3 separate regions of the Homo sapiens genome follow, and regions 1 and 3 are each linked to region 2. The links are chromatin loops, found by intact Hi-C in ENCODE. Cell type or tissue: heart left ventricle. All regions are shown on one strand. Links, peaks and the distances in the headings refer to the core of each region. The heading gives the core; the rest is flanking DNA.

Evidence for each region. A loop is a pair of places that touch in the nucleus more often than their neighbours do. Peaks named below come from ENCODE experiments on the same cell type or tissue, not always from the same donor. Only the 100,000 strongest peaks of a DNase experiment are listed, where the experiment ranks them.
Region 1: it touches region 2 in a loop (1.9-fold over the local background); 2 of 110 quality-filtered maps call a loop at or near these places.
Region 3: it touches region 2 in a loop (2.0-fold over the local background); 2 of 110 quality-filtered maps call a loop at or near these places.

The regions. Positions count from the first base shown.
Region 1 is chr4:169,054,307-169,062,426 of GRCh38, forward strand. LOC105377527 (a long non-coding RNA gene) reads right to left here. Exons shown (of 5, transcript XR_939429.3): 4 at 7,115-7,273; 5 at 4,750-5,866. Among named protein-coding and RNA genes, the nearest start is that of CBR4-DT, 48 kb to the left of the region's middle. In heart left ventricle, for the core only: no CTCF peak of the experiment used is centred there; a DNase peak (open chromatin) is centred at 4,115; H3K4me3 peaks cover 431 bases; H3K27ac peaks cover 3,076 bases.
Region 2 is chr4:169,131,241-169,139,360 of GRCh38, forward strand. It overlaps SH3RF1 (SH3 domain containing ring finger 1), which reads right to left. Exons shown (of 12, transcript NM_020870.4): 5 at 5,078-5,380. Among named protein-coding and RNA genes, the nearest start is that of CBR4-DT, 120 kb to the left of the region's middle. In heart left ventricle, for the core only: no CTCF peak of the experiment used is centred there; no DNase peak of the experiment used is centred there; H3K27ac peaks cover 1,301 bases.
Region 3 is chr4:169,307,182-169,315,301 of GRCh38, forward strand. The region is part of intron 2 of LOC105377529 (a long non-coding RNA gene); the gene reads right to left. Among named protein-coding and RNA genes, the nearest start is that of SH3RF1, 40 kb to the left of the region's middle. RefSeq lists an enhancer at 4,434-4,982. In heart left ventricle, for the core only: a CTCF peak has its summit at 4,681; a DNase peak (open chromatin) is centred at 4,993.

The sequences.
Region 1 (8,120 bases), core at 2,540-6,539, 77 kb before region 2:
TTATCTCTCTTTCTGATCAGAATGTAAGCTCCATAAAGGCAAAGGTTATTGTCCATTGTTCCCTGCTATACACCCAGGGCCTAGAACAGGGTGTGGCATGTAGCAGACCTTCAATACTATTTGTTTGAATAAATGAGTTAAATAATAAACAAATGAATAAAGTTGCAATTCCCCCCTACTCTCTCTCTTCTCTGACGTATTTTCCCCATAGAATCCATCACCCTCCAATATACTCCATAATGTACATATTTATCTTATTTACTGTCACCTTTTCCTTACTAGAATGTAAGCACCATAAGAGCCAAGATTTCTATCCTATTCTTAAGTGTATCCTTATCACGGAGAAGAGTATGTGGTTCTTGTGCTTAATATTTATTTAATGAATAAACTCTGTAATGTAAGAGTATTTCTGCTGGGCACAGTGGCTCATGCCTGTAATCCCAGCACTTTGGGAGGCTGAGGTAGGAAGATCGCTTGAGCCCAGAGGTTTGAGACCAGCCTGGGCAACATAGTGAGACCCCACCCTTACAAAAAAATTGTCTTTTAGTTAGGTGGTTATAGTGGTGCACGCCTGTAGTCCTAGCTACTCAGGAGGCTGAGGTGGAAGGATAGCTTGGGCCCAGGAAGTCGAGGCTGCAGTGAGTTGTGATCATGCCACTGCACACCAGCCTGAGCAACCGAGGGAGACCCTGTCAAAAGAAAGAGTATTTTTACAGATTCAGAGATTGACTCATATTGAGAATGAGCAAATTTTGCGTGGTCATGTACACAACTAGCATGCAGCAGAGGCAGGGTTAGGATTTGTTTCTGGATGACTTTAAGTCTGTGTTCTCACAGTACACCACCGGCCTGGTCAAGAAGGCATTTGAGGCTGGGCGCAGTGGCTCATGCCTGTAATCCCAATACTTTGGGAGGCTAAGGCAGCCGGATCACCTGAGGTCAGGAGTTCAAGACAAGCCTGGCCAATATGGTGAAACCCTGTCTGTGCTAAAAAATACAAAAATTAGCCGGGCATGGTGGTAGGCACCTGTAATCCCAGCTACTCGGGAGGCTGAGGCAGGAGAATCACTTGAACCCAGGAGGCAGAGGTTGCAGTGAGCCAAGATGGTGCCACTGTACTCCAGCCTGGGTGACAGAGCGAGACTCCATCTCAAAAAAAAAAAAAAAAAAAAAGGAAGGCATTTGAGGTGGGCATTAAAGGTTGGATAGGGGCTGAGCAGGATGATTCTCTCTGCTGTAGAGTTCTTTTCTGACCCTTCTCCCTCTCCTTCACCTCACTAGCCATCATGAAGAACAGATCAAAACTTGGTTGGGTATCCCTTCCTCTGAAAAGCCTGCTCTGAATCCCCATGCCTGGCTCTGGGGTCCTGGCCTTTTTTTTTTTTTTTTTTGAGACAGCGTCTCATTCTGTCACCTAGGCTGGAGTGCAATGGCACAATCTCAGCTCACTGCAATCTCCACCTCCTGGGTTCAAGAGATTCTCCCACCTCAGCCTACTGAGTAGCTGTGACTACAGGCGCCCACCACCACACCAGCTAATTTTTTTTTTTGTTTGTAGAGACAGGGTTTCACCATGTTGGCCAGGCTGGTCTTGAGCTCCTGACCTCAAGTGATCCGCCCACCTCAGCCTTGTCTTTCCTTGTCACAGTTCTTCCTGCACAGCCTGGCATGCCAACTGCCAGTTCATCTTTTGTTTTCTCCACTAGGCTGTAAGGAGTATATGGAGGCAGGGGTTGTTTCTGTCTTGTTCACTGTTGTATTAGAGGCCCACCAGATGATCTGGTTCATATTAAGCACCATGAAGATTGGTTCATGTAGTGAAGGAGGGGAAGGAATACTTAGGCCAAAGAAATACTTGAACAGGAATCAGAATTAGCAAGCCAGTAGTGCCATGCGCCTGGGGCAGAGGTTTCAATGGGTTCCTAATGTGGGATGTGTCTAGGAAGGTGGACATATAAAGATCGTGAAGATCACTGAAGGTTCTGGATTTTTTTAAAAGCTGTTATTTGGTAAGCCATCTGGGAATCACTGAATTATGTTGAGCAGGATGGCACACAGTGCTTCTTTCAGCAGATTAATCTGATACTGATAATTCATTGAAAGGAGAAAGGGGAGATGCAGAATCTGCTGCAGGAGCCGAAACACACAGGTGGAAAATACTTCATTAGAAAGGTGGCAGTGGGAGCAGAATGGAGTAAACAGGTGCAAGAAATATTTTGAGAAAAATTCAACAGGATTTAGTGAATAATTGGATGTGGAAGACGAAGGAGACAAGGAAATTGAGGCCAGCTCTGAGGCTGTGAATCAGGATGGCTGGAAGAATAGTGGTGCCTTTAATGAAAAAAGGGGAACATTGGAAAGAGGATATAATTGGATGGAAAGAAAACAAGTTTGGCTGCAGGCGTTTCAAGCTTGAAACATTCACAGAACATTCTAGTGGACACGAGTTGCATTGGAAATTCAGGACTAGAATTCAGGAGAGATTCCTTAAATAGTCTAGCCTCTCCAACAGTAGGTGAATTAATGCTTAGCTTTCCGTGGGTTTGGCTGATGTGGACATTGAAAAATTGTGAACATTGTTTAAAGAGTTGTTTGAGTTTCCAGAAATATTTAATAATCCTTACTTATTTCATGGGGCAAAATTCTGAGTAGGCTAAGGTGTATTTCACACCTGTTACCTTTGGAGACCCAATGCTCTTTTTTTTTTTATTTTGATTTTTTAGAGCAGGCTCTTGCGCTGTTGGCCAGGCTGGAGTGCAGTGGCTTGATCATAGCTCACTGCGGCCTCGATTTCCCAGGCTACAGCGATCCTCCCACCTCAGCCTCCCCAAGTAGCTGGAACAGATAACAGGTGTGAGCCACCGCACCTGATCCCAGTGGTCTTTTCATTTGGCTGGGCGGGTATTAACCTTGTGGACATTTAGCAAACTGGTGGAGAAAAATATACAATGTAAGTTTGAGAAAAATTTGTTCAAGTATTAAGACAAACATTTTGTTGGCAATCTTTCTGTTGGGGCAGATCTCTGGGGTTTGGGTGCTGTGCATAAATCCACAAAGTTTCCATTATCTGAAGACTGAAAGGAAGTTGTTGTGTAGAGTCAGCAACTTACTAGAATTAAACTTATTTAGGTTTTTCCCTCTACTAAAAATAGATAAGCAAGTTTTTAATTCTATCTGCAATTTTAAAAAAATCTGATATAGGCTGGGCATGCTGGCTCATGCCTGTAATCCCATTACTTTGGGAGCCGGAGGCAGGGGAATCACTTGAGCCCAGGAGTTCAAGACCAGCCTAGGCAACATGGTAAGACCCTGTCTCTGCAGAAAGAAAAAATGTTTTAATCAGCCAAGTGTGGCAGTATGCTCCTGTAGTCCCAGCTACACAGGAGGCTGAGATGGGAGGATTGCTTGCACCTGGAAGGTCAAGGCCACAGTGAACCAAGATCGTGCCACTGCACTCCAGCCTGGGTGACAGAGCAAGACCATGTCTTAAAAAAAATAAAAATAGGCTGGGCGAGGTGGCTCATGCCTGTAATCCCAGCACTGTAGAAGGCTGAGGCGGGCGGATCACGAGATCAAGAGATCGAGACCATCCTGGCCAACATGGTGAAACCCTGTCTCTACTAAAAATACAAAAGTTAGCTGGGCATGGTGGTGCACACCACTAGTCCCAGCTACTCGGGAGGCTGAGGCAGGAGAATCGCTTGAACCTGGGAGGCAGAGGTTGCAGTGAGCTGAGATCACACCACTGCGCTCCAGCCTGGGCGACAGAGCGAGATTCTGTCTCAAAAATAAGTAAAAAAGAAAATAAATAATATCTGATATAGATGGGGCAAAATGTTAATATGTTGTCCAATCTGGGTGGTGGATACTTAGATATCTGTTGTATTATTTTCTAAAATTATTTTCTGTGTATTATTTTCTTCTGTACAGTAGATTGTAATTTTTAAAAACCTTTCAAAAAAGACGTGCAAAACAGAGCAGAAGACTGAGATTCTGAGGCTTAGGCAAGTCTGGGAAGATGACCTGCAGAAGCAATAGAGCGACCCCACTTTCCAAAGTTCCTGTCCCTCTCCAGGAACAAAAGGCCATGGTGGTGACCGGGCCGTTAGAGGTCATGGGATAGAGAGGGAGGTAGCCATTCTTTTCTCAGGCCGTGGTCCCACAGTGTCTATAATAGTCCTCTTGAGGTCAGCCACCAGCTTGGGAAGTCACAGCTCCGCCACCGATGGTTAGAAATCAACATGCTCCCATGTCGAGAATTACTTGTAACCCAAGCACAGTGACAGAGGAGCCTCCTTTATGTCACTCCCACATGATGTCCCTGAGCCTAGGCTAGGCTTGGTTCCAAGGACAAGGTTCCTATGACACTTTATATCATAGGGCTTTTCTGAGCAAAGGTGTGCTGGAAAAGTCAGCATTTCCCAAAGCTGAGAAACATCTCTCTCTCCATTTTTTTTTTTTTTTTTTTGAGATGGAGTTTTGCTCTTGTTGCCTAGGCTGGAGTAAAATGGCGTGATCTTGGCTCACCGCAACCTCTGCCTCCCGGGTTCAAGCGATTCTCCTGCCTCAACCTTCTGAGTAGCTGGGATTACAGGCATGCGCCACCACACCTGGCTGATTTTGCATTTTTAGTAGAGATGGGGTTTCTCCATATTGGTCAGGCTGGTCTCGAACTCCCAACCTCAAGTGATATGCCAGCCTCAGCCTACCAAAGTGGTGGGATTACAGGCGTGAGCCACCGTGCCGAGCCTCCTCTTTTTTGTTTGTTTTGTCTTGTTTGAGAGAGTATCACTCTGTTGCCCAGGCTGGAGTGCAGTGGTACAATCTTGGCTCACTGCAACCTCCGCCTCCCGGGTTCAAGCAATTCTCCTGCCTCAGCCTCCGGAGTAGCTGGGACCACAGGCACACGCCACCACACCCAGCTAATTTTTTGTATTTTTAGTAGGGACGGGGTTTCACCATGTTGGCCAGGCTGGTCTTGAACTCCTGACCTCAAGTGGTCTGCCACCTCGGCCTCCCAAAGCACTGGGATTACAGGCATGAGCCACCATGCCCGGCGCATCTCTCTTTTTATTTCTTCTTTCAGTTTCTTCTTCCATTCAGGCCTAAGCTGGAAACACCACTGTCTGATAAACACTGGCCACACCAACGACATGGTAGGCCAGGGGGTGATAGCAATCTTCCAGTAAATCAGCTTTTCAGTCTAAACATACCAGTCATCCTACTTGAAAGAAATGTGTCCCTGGGGACAACCTGTGAGCCTTAGCCTTCTGTAGGGAGAAGCACTCTTGATGGGAGGAAATTTGGGAGCGAATATTTCTTTCAAGACAGAACCTAAGCGGAAATCCTCTTGGGTAAAGTATCTCAATAGGCTGAAGCCTGCCTGCTTCTGACTGTCAAGCCTTTGGAAACAGTCAGCATCTTGCTTCCAGTTCATCCCCTCTGCGTCAGAGGAGCCCTTCCCATAGTTCCATGAAAGGCTCCTTCGGGCTTCCTACCCAGCTGATGGGTGGGGAGAAAGGAAATCCATTTCTCCTGGGGCTTGATGTCTCTTCTCTGATCTGGGGCGCCTCCAGATTGCTGCCTCTTCTGTTAGATCACACGACAAGCCTATGCTGTTCCTGCCAGCACTGCTGATCAATCCCCTCTTCCAGCCAACGTGCCACTCTGCGCGGCAGTCGCCCTCCTTTCCCCACTGCACGATTAGGAACCGTTTCAGTGTTCTCAGCTTTTCCTTCCTGTGCCTGTCATTTCCCCCACGAACACAAGCTGCTTTGCAGTCCTAGTCACACACATGGCACCGTTCCTGAGACAGGTCGTACGTATGGTGCTGATCAAATTCGCTGCGCCAAGTTGCCAGGACTTTCTGGAACAAATAACATTTCACATTCAGCTCCTGGAGCACCCCCGAAACCAGACCTCCTAAAGTCTGCTTCATTTCCATCAGAGCTTTTGAGTCCCAGATTTCATTCTGGGGGATGAGTGATCAGAGATTTTTAAAGCCACGCTGACTCTTGCCCTCATTTTTAGCTTCCTGGGACCACTGGACTCAGTGCCTCCTGGGGTCTTGGGCTCCAAAGAACATCACTGAGTCGTGTTTCTAATTAAGGAACGCTGGAGAATTCCCCACACATCTCCACTCTTCCAGGAACTCACGTCTACCCCTCTCCCCGTGTATTTTTCTTCACAGACAACTCAGAAGAACACACGGGTTCTCCTATTCTCTATGGCCCAGTCTGTGTCCAGCATGGCAGGCAAAAAGGCCTGGAATCTCATGTTGTTGTGACTGGAGCCTGTTGCTGGCACAAAATCAACTATACAGATCTATGTTGATCATCAAGACAAACAGAACTATCTTCTCGGTGATGTTGTTGCTTTTTTTGTGGGGGGATAGAAACAGTGCAAGTCAGGCCTGGCTGTCTGTGTAGCAGAAGAGGAAATGGGTTCCCTCTGAACAAATTTTTTTTAAAAACTTTCTGTCCAGGCACAGTGCCTCATGCCTGTAATCTCAGCACTTTGGGAGGCCAAGGCAGGCAGATCACCTGAGGTCAGGAGTTCAGCCTGGCCAACATAGCAAAACCCTGTCTCCACTAAAAATACAGAAATTAGCTGGGCGTGGTGCCACAGGCCTGTAATCCCAGCTATTCCGGAGGCTGAGGCACTAGGATTGCTTGAACCCAGGAGGCAGAGGTTGCAGTGAGCCAAGACCACGCCTGTCTCAAAAAAAAAAATTAAACATTAAAAAGATTAACTTTTTAATGTTTAATTTTTGTGGGTACATAGTAGGTGTATATATTTATGGGTTGCATGAGATACTCTGGATACAGGTATGCAATGCATAATAATCACCTCATGGAAAACGAGGTATCTGTCCCCTTAAGTATTTATTTTTTATGTTATAAACAATCCAGTTATACTCTTTTCATTATTTTTAAAAGTGCAGTTAAATTATTATTGACTATAGTCACCCTGTTGTGCTATCAAATATTAGGTCTTATTCATTCTTTCTATTTTTTTTTTTTGTACCCATTAACCATCCCCACTTCTCCCCCACCCATCTTCCCTCTGAAAAAATTCAGACAGTCTTCCTGGGTTAGTGGGGAATGGATTGTACCTCCTGCAGTGCTCCTTGAAGACAATTTGAGAGATGTGTTCTCTGCGATAAACCAAAGAATTTGAAATCTTGGGCTTGCAGGTTGAAAAATACATAGTATCCTCATGTATGTTCATTACTTAGTGTTGGATGAGGTTTCCAAAGCCATATGTACAAATTCTAGAGTTAAAAACAAAAGCTGTCAGAGTGGGGAATAACGTCATTCAACTTGGCCATGCAATTTGCCTCTTGTCCCAATAATATATGTTTTGGTAAAATAACATTTGAGGGACAAAAAGAGGATGCCAGATCTAAATTAATTTTAGAACAAAGTAATATATGCCAGGCATGGTGGCTCACGCCTATAATCCCAGCACTTTGGGAAGCCGAGGCGGGTGGATCACCTGAGGTCAGGAGTTCAAGACCAGCCTGGCCAACATGGCAAAACTCCGTCTCTACTAAAAATACAAAAATTAGCCATGCATTGTGGCAAGTGCCTGAGGGAGGCTGAGGCAGGAGAATTGCTTGAACCCAGGAGGTGGAGGTTGCAGTGAGCCGAGATCACGCCACTGCACCCCAGCCTGGGTGACAAGACACTCTGTCTCAAAACACACACACACACACACAAAAGTAATATAAAGAAGCAAACACAGGTGAAATACCCAAAGGTTATTATTTACAGATGTCTCATATTTTCAAAGCCCCCAACTTGGCAGCTGTCTTTCCCAGACCCTGTGTAGCATGTTAAAAACTGCTGATTAGGCCGGGCACAGTGGCTCACGCCTGTAATCCCAGCACTTTGGGAGGCCGAGGCAGGCGGATCACCTGAGGTCGGGAGTTCGAGACCAGCCTGACCAATATGGAGAAACCCTGTCTCTATTAAAAATACAAAAATCAGCTGCGCATGGTGGCGCATGCCTGTAATCCCAGCTAGTCGGGAGGCTGAGGTAGGAGAATTGCTTGAACCTGGGAGGCAGAGGTTGCGGTGAGCCGAGATTGCGCCATTGCACTCTAGACTAGGCAACAA
Region 2 (8,120 bases), core at 2,196-6,195:
GAATCTGCAATCTTTTAAAATTCATCTGTATCTATTAGTCTATATATTGATTGAACTAAAGTTTGAAACTAAGTAGATCCAGGGGGTGGCACTAAAAAGAGTTTCTCCCCAAACCCAGTTTCTTCCTTTTCTTCTTCTCCTCATTATTTTTTATTAGACAGGGACTCACTATGTCACACTTCTTATTAGACAGAGTCTCACTATGTTGAGCAGGCTGGTCTTGAACTCCAAACCCTCATTTTCTATTTTTCCTGTGAACCAAAGTCTATTTCCAACCTATTTCTAACGGGAAGCACACTGGTTTCAAAGTGGACATGAGGCAGGAGAATAGGGTCTGAAGGCAGGGAACCTAAGGCTGTTTCACGCTGACTTCCCAGAACTAAACTGAAAAGAAAACCTTAACTTTCCACGCCTAAGTAACAAATGGACCAAAGGCAACTTTGCAAACCCCCACCTTTTCTGAACCGCAGGTGGGAAACTGAAAGTACCTCTGACTGGTTGCTTTCTGTAACCAATCAGCCATTTGCATAGGAGTATAACTTTGTAACTTCACTTCAGCCTCTGATTGGTTGCTGTCCTCAACCATTGATTGTGGGCCAAGTCTTTGTTTGCATAGAAGTGCAACTCTGTTAACTTCACTTTAGCCTCTGATTGGTTGCTTTCCCCAACTACTGATTGTGGGCCAGCACTTCATTTACAGGTGGTGAATACCAAGTGTCCAATGGGAAACCTCTAGAGGGTATTTGGGCCTGAGAAGACTCGGTATCCAGGGCCCTTGAGCCGCTGCTCGGGCTGCTCCCACACTGGCGTGTACTTTCATTTTTAACAAATCTCTGCTTTTGTTGCTTCATTCTTTCCTTGCTTTGTGTGTTTTGTCCAATTCTTTGTTCAAAACGCGAAGTACATGGACACCCTCCACTGGTAACAGACATTATTATCAAGGAACCCTTGGGGCAGAAAAAAACTTACCAAAATACAACTTCCTGGGCCTGACCCTATACATATCTGAGAAAGATATCATTATTGATTGACATTTCTCTAAAAGCCCAGAGTGGGAGACAGAATAATTAGCTGTTAATGACCTCATGGTTTTGGGATAAGTCCCTTCATGTCTCTAGGCCCCTGTGAGCAGGTGGACCAGAGGCTACCTAAGGTGTCTGCCATCACAGGCACTTCAGGGAAGCACTGACATGGAGAATCCTGCAAGTACCCCTTCAATACAGGGCTTTCCTAGCACTGCAGCAAAGGAAGAGACAAAGTCACCAAAGAATGACTAAACGCAGAAGGACAAAAAGTAGAAGTAAACCAGTCTGAAGGGTGAGTATGTCTAGAATAAATGCCCTGAATAGGGACAACCTGAGTTTCTGCTGGGCTTACCCTTTTCTCATGGAACTGCAAAAATTAGTTGTCTCCTCTGCAAGAAAGGCTAAGTAAGGTGGGGAAGAGTTGGGGTAAGCAAAAAGGAGGTGGGGGTGGGGGTTTATTGCTTTCCCTGAGGCCACTGAATACAAAGATGCCATAGAAACACTGAATATTATGAATCACTCCTCTGGAGGCCAAAAAATATCCTAAGTGTGGTCAGAGGAGGAGACAAAACATCTTGGCTGCTTGTACCACCATGTGCTTTTACAGACACTCATGTCACAGTCACAGACACTCATGAACATCTATCTGATCTGGCGACCCACCTGGAAAGCACTGCCTATAAGTAATCTTTCAATTTATGTATTTGAAAGTTCAGCCATCACTCAATAGTCACTAAATATAATAGCAAGCAAGCCCTTTGGCTTCCAACTTGTCCCTTTCACCTTCCAGCTGCCAGCAATTTGGACGTGACAGTGACATCTCTAATTGCCATATAGAAACCAGGGCATAAGGACCCACTTATATGGTGTAGACATGAGCTGGAAGGTGCCGAGGTCCCTAATAACTTTGTGGTGCTATTATGCCAGCATCCAACTGCCTATATCTAGATTTCATTGGGATGAGATAAAAATGAATACTAACATTTTTAAGCCCCTTACTTTCAATTTTCTAATCAATTCAGCCAAACTTAATCCTAACTATACTAAAAAACTACAAAAATTAGACGGGTGTGGTGGCACACACCTGTAATCCCAGCTACTCAGGAGGCTGAGGCAGGAGAATTGCTTGAACCTGGGAGGCGAAGGTTGCAGTGAGCCAAGATTGTGCCACTGCACTCCAGCCTGGGAGACAACAGCAAAACTCCATCTCAAAAAAAGAAAAAAAAAAGAGGCTGTGCGTGGTGGCTCACACCTGTAATCCCAGCACTTGGGGAGGCTGAAGTAGGTGGATCACCTGAGGTCAGGAGTTCGAGACCAGCCTGGCCAACATGGTGAAACCCCATCTCTACTAAAAATATAAAAACTAGCCGGGTGTGGTGGTGGCGCCTGTAATCCCAGCTACTTGGGAGGCTGAGGCAGGAGAATTGCTTGAACCCAGGAGACGGAGGTTGCAGTGAGCAGACAGTGCCACTGCACTCTAGCCTTGGTGACAGAGTGAGACTCCATCTCAAAAAAAAAGAAAAGAAAAGGAAAGGAAATTGTAGGCAAAGGTTAACATGTGTAAGGAAAAGGAAGACAGCAATCAGGTCAATAGCAGGGAACAGATTTAGCAATGGGTCTCAGTTAAATCTACAGCCAGGCTCTTTGCTGGGCAGGGGAAAAGGAGAGTCCTGTTTTAAATGGTCTTACATGAGCCATTTCCCCATACGCACTGATCTCCATGGTTGGAAGAGTTTTTGCACGTCACAAATGCTACACATGCTCAATGCTCTATTGTGGCCTGGGGTGCCCTCCAATGTACACAGTGCCCTAGATAAGTAGTGTTTTCTGTAAACCTCGGCTGGAGAAACCAGGCAGCACTTCAAACACCTCCCAGCCTCTTCTAGAAATAACTTCTCCCTGAGGCAACACTCTGCCACTGAAAACAGAACAAACTGGAATATGGAAGGAGGGGTGGAATGGTTGAAGGGGAAACTTTTAATGGAACACAGAAAGAGCCTTGTTTCCTAAGCTACTTGAACCAAAACAAAAATAGCTCTACTTTTATAGTCTTCATTCCCAGCTCTGGTGTGGTAACGTCAGGCATGCTCACACCTGAATGCTGAGCTCTCTGCAAAAGATGAAAATGCTCAGTATATCTTCTTTTCTCTTTTCATTTTCTCTAATGCCAAAAGATTATTGTCCACTCTCTTAAAGCTATTCCCATTCTGAGCTGTCACTATTCTTGGCAGAAGCTTGTCTTTTATTTCAAGACAACATCATTGTGCAAATGTTGCTAGGTCCCAAGATAAAAAGCACAGAATCAAAATGATTCCATTTTCTGTTAGTGAGTGGCCATCTTCACTAGCTCCCTCCTTCAGAACCTTACTCAAAAATCTTTAGTTCTGAACCTTTCTGGATTAACCTCACTTTGCCCTTCCTACTCTGATCTATGATCCATGTCTTTTTCTCACACGGATATGATTAGTTAAATGTAAAATGACATGGTTCCCCTCTCTACCCATTTTTCAAGTGACTCATTCATCCAACAAATACATGTTGAGTGCTTTCTGCATGTCTTATGTCTGCCACTTAGAATATAATCAGTGTACAAAACAAAGACCCTTGCCTTCACTGCACTCATGTTCTAGTTGTGCGTTGTGCGTGTCTTTATTTCTCAATAAGAGTTTCATGGCCCTACCACCTAAAAATGCCACAAAACAACAATCCCACAATCCCATTCAGAAAGTGAATGCATTTAACTTGAAACACGCAGTATAAATCTAAAGGAGCAGGGTCAAATAAATGAGGCTGAGGCTGTGGCTCATACTTGTAATCCCACCACTTTGGGAGGCCCAGGTAGGATGTTCACTTGAGGCCAAGAGCTTGTTACCAGCCTGGGCAACAAGGTGAGACCCCATCTCTATTAAAAACAAACAAACAAACAAACATGAGGCTGAGAAAAAAATGGCAAGGGATATCAAAAACTGTATTTTACATTTTCATTCTGTGGTCCAAAATAGGCACTTACTAGAATGTAAACTTTTTGAGGACCAGGACTGGTATTTCTTTCTTTTTCTTTAAGGGGACATAATTTCATTTTAATGTTTAAAGAAAAAAAAACCACCATAGCTATATGGTGGAGCAGAATGTAAAATCTGCATGAATTTTCAAGATGAAACATGAGACTTGAAAGAAATTCCTTCTGCTTGTGACAGGCAGCTTTGAACTAGATTCTTTGACCTTTAAGTTGAACAAAATACAGCCATCACCTAAGTGGATAATGATAGCAGCCCCGTGGCTTGGGCAGGGTTATAATTAGGTTCTTTTTGTAGTGCAGAATTAAAGCCTAACACAGCAAATTGCTATATTTTAGATATCATGGTATACACAGTGCCTAGAAGGGTCTAATAGTAAAGTGCTCAATAAATGTCTGCCAAATGAATGAATGAATGATTGAATGAATGCCCCAGTCATCCCATGTATTTTTATAAACCTAAGAATAACGCGTGGCTATTTTTTACATACCAGTCCAAAGTTGTAATGAACTAATGAACTTAGAAAGTGTGAGGTCAATTTCTAATTTAAATTAAATGCTTCTTTCTGTCCTTGCTCTTTTTCTCTTCTCTATAATTCTGGGAAGCCTACATATTAAGGTAAGTTACATAGATACAAGCAACTACAAACGTCACGAGTTTGGACCATGGCATCTTAAATCTGGGTGGAGATAAAGTTTTAGTTGGCAAGATCTCCCAAAGCAGTACTGTGAGAAAGTTCTGTAAGGCTGAGTGATTGCTTGGTGAAACTGGTAAGTATTATATAACTCATCTTGTAAGTTCTGATCTTTCCTTTGAAAATGACAGAGTAGTTAGTTCTGGGTTGATACACTCAAGTTAGCTTTCCCTTCTCCATTTTTCCACTTACAAAATGAAGACAGGTTTTGCTTCCCAGAAAAGTTACTATCTTCAGAAGTTCAAAATAAGCAATGTTTGTCAGCCAGTGAGCAAACATGTTTGTAAGTTGATCCTTTTGTGGGTGAGCTCTTTTTATATAACACTTGTTTGAGGATTTACCTGAGAAGGGGCACTGCAGGAGAGCCCAGACAGCTCGCTGATCCGTGCAGCAGCAGTGGGGTTGCTGGAGCTGATGAGGACAGGGGGGCTGATCTCCATGGAGTGGCGGTTCTGGGATGCCTGGGAGGACTTGTTGGCCATAGTGAGGGAAGTGAAGGAGTGCCGCTTTTTGGTGTTCTTCTTGGTGTCGGAGTGCTTTGGGGCAGTGCTGCTCTGGGCTGCTGCCGAGGAACATTCTCCAGCATCAACTCCTGGCACAGGAGGCTTATCCCATTCTATCAGCTGCTTAGCAGCCGAGTTAAACTGCAAAAGCAACCAACAAACCAACACAAGAAGGTTAAACAATTCCTAAGAATTCCCTGAGGTTTATTTCCAACATGATTTCATCCAAAATTTAAAGTCACTACTTTAAAGTTTGCCTATGCAGTGTCTGTTTTTCCCATGTGAGATATCTCTTCTCTCAATATTGGGACTTCATTGTATCTATATCACAGGTAGATATTAAATCAAGAATAAACAATTCCATTGCAAGACTGAAAGAGTAAAAGACAATTTTCTTAAGAATTTCCATAATGTCTGATTTTAAAACTTGCCAATAACAAATGAAAATTTATTTCAGCTCACTGTGAAATTTCGAGAAGAGCAATCAAAATGGTGTATTTATCACCCTTTTCGTGACACCCTGTTGCACAATAATGGTTGGGTATTTGCTCAAAGCACAACTGAACAATGAAGGGGCAACTTCTGGGTTTGGTAAAAATGAGCAAGAAGACAAAGAATAAAACCATTCAAAATGAACTCATGTGCTTCCATGTATATTTACCTCCTGCCTTTCTTTCTGTATTCTGGGAGAACCTCACAAAAAGCTGGCAGAAACTCTTAATATGTTTTTTGTCATGTCATTGTATCAGCTATCATCCTATGTGCACGTACTTTAAATCATAACAGGGTAAGACATGAAATTCAAGTCCTATTGGCAAGTTAACTTCATCTATCTGAAAAGCCCCAGTGTAAATTAAGAGTACCAGGGGTCAAAATCTGTGCACTCCACTGATATTATCAGCAAGAAAGGAAAGAACACAAGCCTTTTGTTTTCCCTAGGGTAAAATAAAACATTTCTGGAAAGCTTCAGTGACAATAAGCTGCATATAACTTTCCCAGATATTACAGTAATGGAAACATAGCTCAACCTCTCAAAAAAAATTGAGATGCAAAATAATAAACTTTTAAAAGGTAACTTAAATATAATATTAAGGAAAACAGTGATTTTTCCATCTCGGCATTACACATTGGGCACTTCACAAATGTCTTTATATAAAATAATATCATGTACTATTTTTCCCACTTAAATTGTTCAGGCTATGTCTTCTCATCCTGTTGATAAGATCACTCTACTAGAAGAATGGAAACTCTCTCAGTCAATATTTTATGAAATGAACTTGCTTTGGAACAACCGCTTCCTCACAAAGCCATGTTAACTGGAGCTCAGCAGTCACTGCTTCTACAGATGATTGCAAATTGACTGACAATTTGTTCCTAAGGCTCCTTGGGGACTCAAATTCAGGTGGCTTGTCTCATCTATAATTAGTAAGATAAATCTTTATCAAACATGACCATATCTCTTCTTCAGACTTTAAGAAGTTTCTCCACATGATAATCATTCAGAAATAATAGGCAGTAACGCCAGAATAACACCTGTCAATGCCTGAAGTACCAATGGCGGGAGAAAGATCATAAAGACTTCTTCCGATATGTGTTTAGGGATGAAAATGAGGTTCTAGTTGAGGGTGGCCCTATTACAAGCATTTTCAAGGCAATTGGCCAGGAGATCCAGAATTTACAAATCCTTTCTTGGTCTAGCTATCCCACCTTGAGAATAAAAAGCCCAAATGAAGCAAAGTAATGCTTTATATTATAGTGGGAGTGGCCTGAACCTCACTGTAGAGCTCTAATAAACTGCAGTGAACCATGGAGGGGTAGGGTCCTCTTTCCTGCACAGGTTGGGTGTAAGGAGCCTGGAAACAAAGCAGATTGAAAAGCTACTTCATCTCCTCCATCCCAAACACAACATCCTCATGAAATGAAGGGCCAGCACACCTGGCAATGCTGGAGAAAAAGGAGCCAGAGAATGTCTTCTTCCACCATAAGCTTATTTAGACACCTAGAAACAAATCTTTGAAAGTGCAAACCTAATCAGTGTGCTGGAAACTGACTGATCAACTCAGCACTCCTGTCCCAGTGAGTAAGAAGTAGAGGAGGGAGTTGAGAAGACTTTCTTCTCATTGAGGCAAAAAATATGAATAGAGGAAACTATCAAATCTAGTTGATATCATGTTTAGATTAATTCTGGGGTCAAACAATAGACTCCATTAGTGGTGCTTGTTTTGAAAGGTTCTGAAAAATTACTATAGTCTCATCATGATCATACCTGGCTGGCCAAGTGTCAGTTATATATTCAACATTGTGTTAGTATTTCAGGTTTCCATATGCTGTGCTCTGGTATAAACATCTGAGGATTAAAATATTGTTCCCAATATTTCCTGCTGCTTTCTCAACAGAACAATACTGGGTGCTTCCTTTGTGTCTTTCTTCATATCATATATTCTCCATTAAAATAAATACACATTGAGCATCTATTTTTGGGGGGACTGGGGGGAAAGGTCTCACTCTGTTGCCCTGGCTGAAGTGCAGTGGCACATTCATTGCTCAGTGCAGCCTCGAACTCCTGGGCTCAAGCAATCCTCTTGCCTCAACCTCCTGAGTAGTTGGGACTATAGGTATGCAACACCACACCCAGCTAATTTTAGTAGCAATGAGGTCTCATTATGATATCTAGCTGGTGTCGAACTTCTGAGCTCAAGCGATCCTCCTGTCTCAGCCTTTCAAAGTGCTGGGATTACAGGCGTGAGCCACTGTGCCTGGACTCTGAGCACCAATTATGTGCTGAATAATGTGCTTGGTGTTAAAGATCTACAAATGCAGAGAAATGATCTCTGCCCTTAAGGACCTTACAAACAGGCATAAAAATAACACAGTGCTTTCC
Region 3 (8,120 bases), core at 2,540-6,539, 180 kb after region 2:
ATTTACAAAGTCTTTGAGGTAAGTGATGACCTGTTGGAAAAATGCTTATAGTTTTAGAATTACCACACAATGCCTCTGACAAGACCTACTCCTGCTGGGATGAACTGGTTTCATGTGTATTAGATTATATGCCAAGAAATACTTGCCTTAAGACTGGCCCAAAAGCCCTGTCGGTCAAGACTCCAAATCAACCTCCAAGCAGGTACCATAGAAATCCAAACCCTTAGGCTGGCCCAGCAGGTTGACTTCAGAGGCAGCCAATCTGTGTGTGTATCTCAAGCTTGGTAAAAACATGCAAGTATGAAAGCAAATTGAGCCATAATCTCCACAAGTTAAATAATAAAGTAAACTTCTTATATAAGCCAAATCATGATTAACAGCTACACTTTGCTATCAGGGTAAGATAATTTGTGTTAAGAACTCATGAAAGTAATAGAATCATTCTGTGATGGTTTCAAGTATTTTCAAGCTTTACATCCTGTAATTCTAGGCTCTCTGGGACAATGCTGCTTTAGAATTCCATCCATAGGTGATTAGGTGTAAAGTAGCTAGCCTATCCCCACTGTTGACAAAGTGAGGTCACTATGAGCTGTCAACACAGAAAAGAAAGGACCTTAATACAACGGCTGCTGATGTTCAGGTGTCAGGGAGGGTGTGTACATGAGGCAAGAACCCAGCCGTGCAATGAAAGCAAGTTGGAGACAGGCTGGGATCAGAAACCTAATATATTTTAAGACTAATTTATTCTAATGGCCACAACAGATAAGCCACATTGCTCACCACCAAACAGGCCACTCATGAAGCCTTTATATGTCCATGGTGCACAGCCAGTAGCATCTATTTTGAAACTTTTTCCAGACCAAAACTATTTCTGCCTTGCTTTATAGGGTGAGGAATCCAGGGTCTCAGGGTAACATTTGTTTAAATACTAAGGTGAGTCCAAAGCTGTTCCTGAGAAAAATGTATATTTATGTGGCCACTCTTTGTGAATGTGGGATACCTTTCTACTCTGTCAAAATCATAGGCTAGGCTCCACAACTTCCGTATTTGAAGATCACCTCTATAATCACCTCTTTTGGCTTCCTAAAAAGAGCTGATTTGAATTAGCAATAGAGAACACCAGCACTGCAGCCCTTACCAGGGAGCAAATGGTTAAGCTTTTTGCCAGCTGATATGGTTTGGCTGTGTCCCCACCCAAATCTCATCTTGAATTGTAGCTCCCATAATTCCTACATGTCATGGGAGGGACCCAGTGGAAGGTAATTGAATCATAGGGGTGGGTCTTTCTCATGCTGTTCTTTTGATAGTGAATGAATCTCATGAGATCTGATGGTTTTATAAAGGTGAGTTCCCCTACACAAGCTCTCTTGCCTGCTGCCATGTAAGATGTGACTTTGCTCCTCCTTTGCCTTCCACCATGATTGTGAGGCCTCCCCAGCCATGTGGAACTGTGAGTCCATTAATCCTCTTTCCTTTATAAATTCCCCAGTCTGGGGTATGTCTTTATTAGCAGCATAAGAACAGACTAACACAGCAGCCTAGTCTTACAAAGAGCCCTATTGAATGGCAATATTTTGGGAGTGTCAATAGAGATGAAGCATCTAGAATTCAGCAATTCTAGGCTCTGTAAATTCTACTTAATTCAAGTTAGCCTGCTGAACACTCTACTGTAGAACCTATTTACTGAGTGCTTAGTGCTAAAATCATCTTAACTGGCTTACAGTTCAGTGTTTAGCATTCAGTTTTTATTGAAGAGGGCTGTAAGTACCAGTTCCTATGAAATCTGTTTTTGTAGTTGTTGCAAAAGAAGAATTCCATGGAAGCCATGATCTCTTGCAGTGACATCTCATTATACGTGCATTTAACTTATGTGAAGCAGATATTTGTGCTTGGACAGTGGGTACAGAGAGGGAAATAATTGAAATGATGTAACATAAAATACTATAAAAGTTATATTTTGCATATGTTCTATTGATTATTATACTGTATAGGTCTACAAATATTGTGTGTATGTATACTTCACTTAATCGACAATATAAGGAGTTTTGTTAGAGGAATTTGGATTAAACATGCTTTTTTCCTCACATGCTAATCTGGAACCTAATTCATGTGGAAAGCCGGTCATCATCCGCTGGACATGACGATTGACATCACCACTTAAGATGCCGTCTCCGGCCTGGTGTGGCTCCTGTCAGGCGAGGCCCTGGATTCCGTAAGCAGAGTTAAGACCCATGTGAAAAGTTCACCCTAGTAAAAGGTGCAGTTTCTTGCCTCGGTCCAAACGTCTCAGCACTTTCCAATCACATGTTGGGCAACTCTCCTGCACAGCCCACTTTCTAGACCTGAACTCTGCCCACTTGTTAGGGCGGCTGTGTGCTCAGGGCACAACCTTTGGCTTCTGCTGCCAGCCCCTGTGTCACTTGCTCATCAGCTTCTCGGGAGCAGGACCTGTCTTACTCTCTGTTTCACAAATGTTTAGTAGAATATCTGGCACATAGTAAATGGCAAATCAATATTTGTGGAACAAAACTTAATCTGCATGTGACTTTATCCTTGTTCCCACTGCTGCATTCCTGAGAACAGAGCCACTGGTAACCTCCCATTCAGCAAACATCCTTTCCTGTGTCCAGCCTTGGAAGTATCCCTTGGAGTAAATCTCTCTGTAAAGTCCCCTTGCAAGAAACACTTTTTAATGCCAGGCACGGTGGTTCACGCCTGTAATCCCAGCATTTTGGGAGGCCAACGCGTGTGGATCACCTGAGGTCAGGAGTTCAAGAGCAGCCTGGCCAACATGGCAAAACCCCGTCTCTACTAAAAACACAAAAATTAGCCGGGTATGGTGGTGGGTGCCTGTAATCCCAGCTACTTGGGAGGCTGAAGCAGGAGAATCGCCTGAACCTGGAGGGCGGAGGTTGCAGTGAGACGAGATGGCGCCATTGCACTCCAGCCTGGGTGACAAAGTGAGACTCCGTCTCAAAAAAAAAAAATACTTTTTAGTATCTGATATTAGGAAAATACTTTCTTTTCCCCTAAGGAACTAGTATATTCTACTTTTTCAATAATAAGAGCCATGTAAACTATCATCTCTCCCTTTCTCTGTCTCTCTCTCTCTCTGTAAGAGTGGCCAAGAACCTCAAAATAACTGTAAACTCAGTGAGAGCCACTGTATTGACCCTTTCAGTTCCATCATGTTTATATGACTTCTCTTAGATCCTGATTTTCAGCTTGGGGATTCTATTGCAGTTTTTCTCAAAGTGTGGCCTGGGAACACCTGTATCAGAATCATTGTAGGTGTCTGTTAAAAATGCTGATTTTCAGACCCCTCACAGACTTGTTAATCAGAAACTCCAGAAGTGAGATTCAGAAATTTGCATTCTACACAAACATCCCAGGTATCCTAATGCTCAGTTAAGTTTGAGAATCTATGGCCTATTTTTTTTTTTTTTTTTTTTGAGATGGAATTTTGCTCTTGTTACCCAGGCTGGAGTGCAATGGCACGATCTTGGCCCACTGCAACCTCTGCCTCCCGGGTTCAAGCAATTCTCCTGTCTCAGCCTCCTGAGTAGCTGGGACTACAGGCGCTGGCCACCGTGCCTGGCCAATTTTTGTATTTTTAGTAGAGACAGGGTTTCACCATGTTGGCCAGGCTAGTCTTGAACTCCTGACCGCAGGTGATCCACCGGCCTCCGCCTCCCAAAAGTGCTGGGATTACAGGCGTGAGCCACCGTGTCCGACCTCATTTTTATATGTTATTTGTTGTAAAACACTCAACATTCTTCTTGGAAGAAAAAGAAATTTACATAAGTGGTATAATATAAGAAAATATGCTGCATAACATAATGATGATGGCCTTCAGGTAATGTTAACAGCATTACTTAAAATAATTATTAATGTATTATCTTAATTTTTTTTTTTTTTTTTTTTTTTGAGACAGAGTTTCACTGTTGTTGCCCAGGCTGGAGTGCAATGGCTCGATCTCAGCTCACTGCAACCTCTGCCTCCCGGGTTCAAGGGATTCTCCTGCCTCAGCCTCCTGAGTAGCTGGGATTACAGGTGCCCACCACCATGCCCAGCTAGTTTTTTGTATTTTTAGTAGAGATGGGGTTTCACAAGACCAGGCTGGTCTTCAGCTCCTGACCTCAGGTGATCTACCTGCCTCGGCCTCCCAAAGTGCTGGGATTACAGGCATGAGCCACCACGCCTGGCCATTATCTTAATTTTTACTTGACCTTTGTACAATGGTATGAAAATAGTTCTCTATCAAGATTTATTCTGTTCACAACATTCTACAAGTGACTATTTTTCTTCAGAAATTATGACAATATTAAGTGGGTGTATTAAGTAAAACAAGAAATCGGTGCCTAAGAGTTAGAAATAAACTAACATATACGTACAATAAGATATACTGAGGACCACCAAGCCCCAGGAGCTGCACTTTGTCAGAGAACACTGTAACAAGCAAGACTCAGTTCCAGCCCTCAGATTGCTTATGGTCTGATGGGAAACGTAGACAGGTAAACGGGTGAAACCTCTTGCTTGTGTCCACAGCAACTGGCAGGGTCTGCAGGAAACAGGCCATTGCCAGAAAGAAAATCATCTTACTATTATCTACACAGAGTCCAGAACAGGATGCAAAACCAACTCTTTACTGCCCCCAGTGGAAAAAATCCTCTTCAGTCCATACGGCAACAACCAGAGGGCCCTCCTAGAATCACCCTGCTCCTGGCTTCTTCAGTTTCTTCCTCTCCCCACCGTGGGCTTAGTCCTAGCTTCTTGCAAGGGGTAGGTTCCGATTTCTCCTTAAAGACTGTTGCAGAGACAGAATTCCAGTCTCTCTGATTCTTCCCAGGGGCATATCTAAAATATCAGCAAACTGTTCTCTCCCCAGAATCAGCGGACTCGCATTGAATCTCCGTTTTAGCAAAGCCCAGGCTCCACACCTCCCCTGGGAGGCACAGAAACACAGGACAGTCCCTCCTACCCCGCCATGCAGGCAATTGCTGCACTGCTGGCATCCCCAGCTTGGGACCCAGCACAGAAGCCAGACATAGCCCCAGGGAGCCAGTGGCCAGGAGGAGTGTTCAGGGCACAGGGACCAGACGAATAAAAGCTGGAGACAAAAGAGAATGCTAGGCCAGGCATGGTGGCTCACGCCTGTAATCCCAGCATTTTGGGAGGCCGAGGCCAGCAGATCACCTGAGGTCAGGAGTTCAAGACCAGCCTAGCCAAAATGGCAAAACCCATCTCTACTAAAAATAGAAAAATTAGCTGGGCGTGGTGGTGGGCACCTGTAGTCCCAGCTACTCGGGAGGCTGAGACAGGAGAATCGCTTGAACCTGGGAGGTGGAGGTTGCAGTGAGCTGAGATGGTGCCACTGCACTCCAGCCTGGGCGGCAGAGTGAGACTCCATTTCAAAAAAAAAAAAAAAAGAGAGAGAACACTGGTATTGAGGGAATTTCAAGCCATTCTAAATGCCCGGAGAAGTAATTTTAAATTCTACTCATATTTCAAGGTTTCATTTAAATCACACCTTATCTATGAAGTGCTCTGGGATTAGGCTACTCTCGTTTATCTCCTTCCTTTCTAAGCATCTACGATATCTATCATTATGTGGCACAACCTTATGTTTCATTCTGTAGGGACTTCTGTTGTTCACTTGCTTGATGTGAGCAAACTGGTTTCCTTAACTAAACCATAAACTACCGGAGGGCAGGATCATTGTTTAGAGTTTTGCTTTATGATGACAGTTTTATTGAGCTATAATTCATATACCACACAATTCACCCATTTAAAATGTACAAGTCAGTGGGATTTTCTTTAGCATGCTTATAAGAGTGGGGCAACCACCCTCACAATTAATTTTAGGACGTTTTCATCATCCCCCAAAGAAACTCTCCTGCAGTAGCAGTCACTCCTCATTTTCCACACCCAGGCTGTGGGTTGGATTGTGTCCCCTCCAAAAAGATTATGTTCAAGCCCTCACCTCCAGAACCTGTGAATGTGACCCAGTTTGGAAGTGAGGTCTTTGCAGATGTAATCAAGTAAAGATGAGGTCATACTGGATTAGGGTTGGTCCTGAATCCAACATGACTGGCATCCTTATAAGACTGCAATTTGGATGCAGGGACAGAGACACACAGGGGAGAAGACCGTGTGAAGATGGAGACAGAGATTGCGGTGAAGCAGCTACAAACTAAGGAATGCCAAGGATTTGGGGGCAAACCCCAGAAGCAAGACAAGGCAAGAAAGTGTTCTTCCCTGAGTCCTCCAGAGGGACCGTGGCCCTGCCAACGCTGACTTCAGACCTCCAGCCTCCAGAATGGCGAGAATACGTTCCGGTTGTCCTAAGCCACCCAGTTTTATTCAGCAGCCCTAGGAATCTAAGGCACACCCCAACGATGCTCCCCACCTCCACCCCCTAGTAAACCACTAAACTACTTTCTGCCTCTGGAGATTAATCCGTTCTAGACATTCTGTATAAAAGGAATTACATAATATGTGGCCTTTTGTTACCGGTTTCTTTGACTTAGTATAATATTTTTAAGGTTCACCTATGTTGTATCAGTACCTCATTATTTTTGTTGCTGAATAATATTCCATTGTATGGCTATATCATATTTTGTTTATCCATTTATCAGTTGATAGACACTTGGCTTGTTTCTATTTTTTTAGCTATTATGAGTATTGCTGTTATGCAGATTCAGACAGGTTTTCATTTCTCTTAGGTGTATACCTGGAGTGAGATTGCTGAGTCATGTGGTAACTCTATGTTTAACCTTTTGAGGAAATGTTACACTGTCTACCTAAGTGCCTGCACCATTTCATATTCCCATCTGCAGTGTATGAGGGTACCAATTTATCCGCACCCTTGCCAACACTTATTATCTATGTTTAAATTGCAGCCATCGTAGTGGATGTGAAATGGTATCTCTTTGTGATTTTGATGTCAATGTCCCGGATGGGCAGTGATGATGAACATATTTTCATGTGCTTGTCAGCCACCTTTTTTGGAGAAATGTCTATTCAGATCCTTTGCCCATTTTTAAATTGAGTTATTGGTCTTTTTGTGGTGTAGTTATAGAAGGTCTCTGTTTATTCTGAATAACTGGATTGTCTTTTTATTCTTGTATTATTTATATACTTTATAGTTTTAAAATATTCCTCAGTTTGCCTCATGATCCTGAACCCATGAGGAGGGTTATCCTTGTGCTCTTAGACATTTCTGGTGTTCTAAGAAATCATTGGTTTTTATTTGATAGTTAATGAATGGCCTGGAATAACATATTTCAGAGCTTTCAGGTCAACTTTGGGGTAAAGAAAGGAACCTAATATTTACTGACTGCCCACCATCTGCCAGATGTTGTTGGCATATGTGTGATCCTCACCCCAACCTAGGAAGGTTCTGTGTTATCATCTCCAATAAACAGGTAAGCACAAAGAAATTAAATAACAACAGTTTTTTAAACACCCTGCTCCTTTGTCCCTTCATGATGTGGTAAAACAAAGACATATCAAAACCAGAGGACTTGCTTGTCAAGTTTCTAATGCCTGGAAAATGTCACCTTGGTACTTCAAGTCTTATTCAAGGAACTATTAAACAGTTTATATGGTTTTTCAGCTCATAAATTAATAAAATCCCTTCAAATATTTCCCTTAAGTGAAGTATAGGAATATAAGTATTGTTCCAAGTCTTCTGTTAAAAATTGAAGCACAGAAATGGGACTATGACTAAATTAACTGAATAGTAAAAAAGAGCTTGTGATTCAGGAATTCAGGGAGAGAGTTCGTGAGCTCTGCAGAGGTAACCTGTATGTGCATGCTCCAAAATCCACCGGCACTTTCCCGGCAGTCCAAAGTGCAAATGGTTTCTGCAGCTCATGATTCTGGCTCCAGGCCAGCGCCATGCTCACTTGAATTGCAGCCAAACACCCTCGGACTCATTGCCTGAACATGTGACTCAAATGCTCGCGTTCCCGCTGCTCAGTGTACTCTCCTGGAGACCCCCTGACATCAAATTCCCAAGGATCTCATTTCATTTTTTATAGACAAGTGTCTTCACCCTTCCAACTCTAAAGATAGATGTGAGGTGAAGATATATTCTTCAGGGTTTGAAAGCTCTA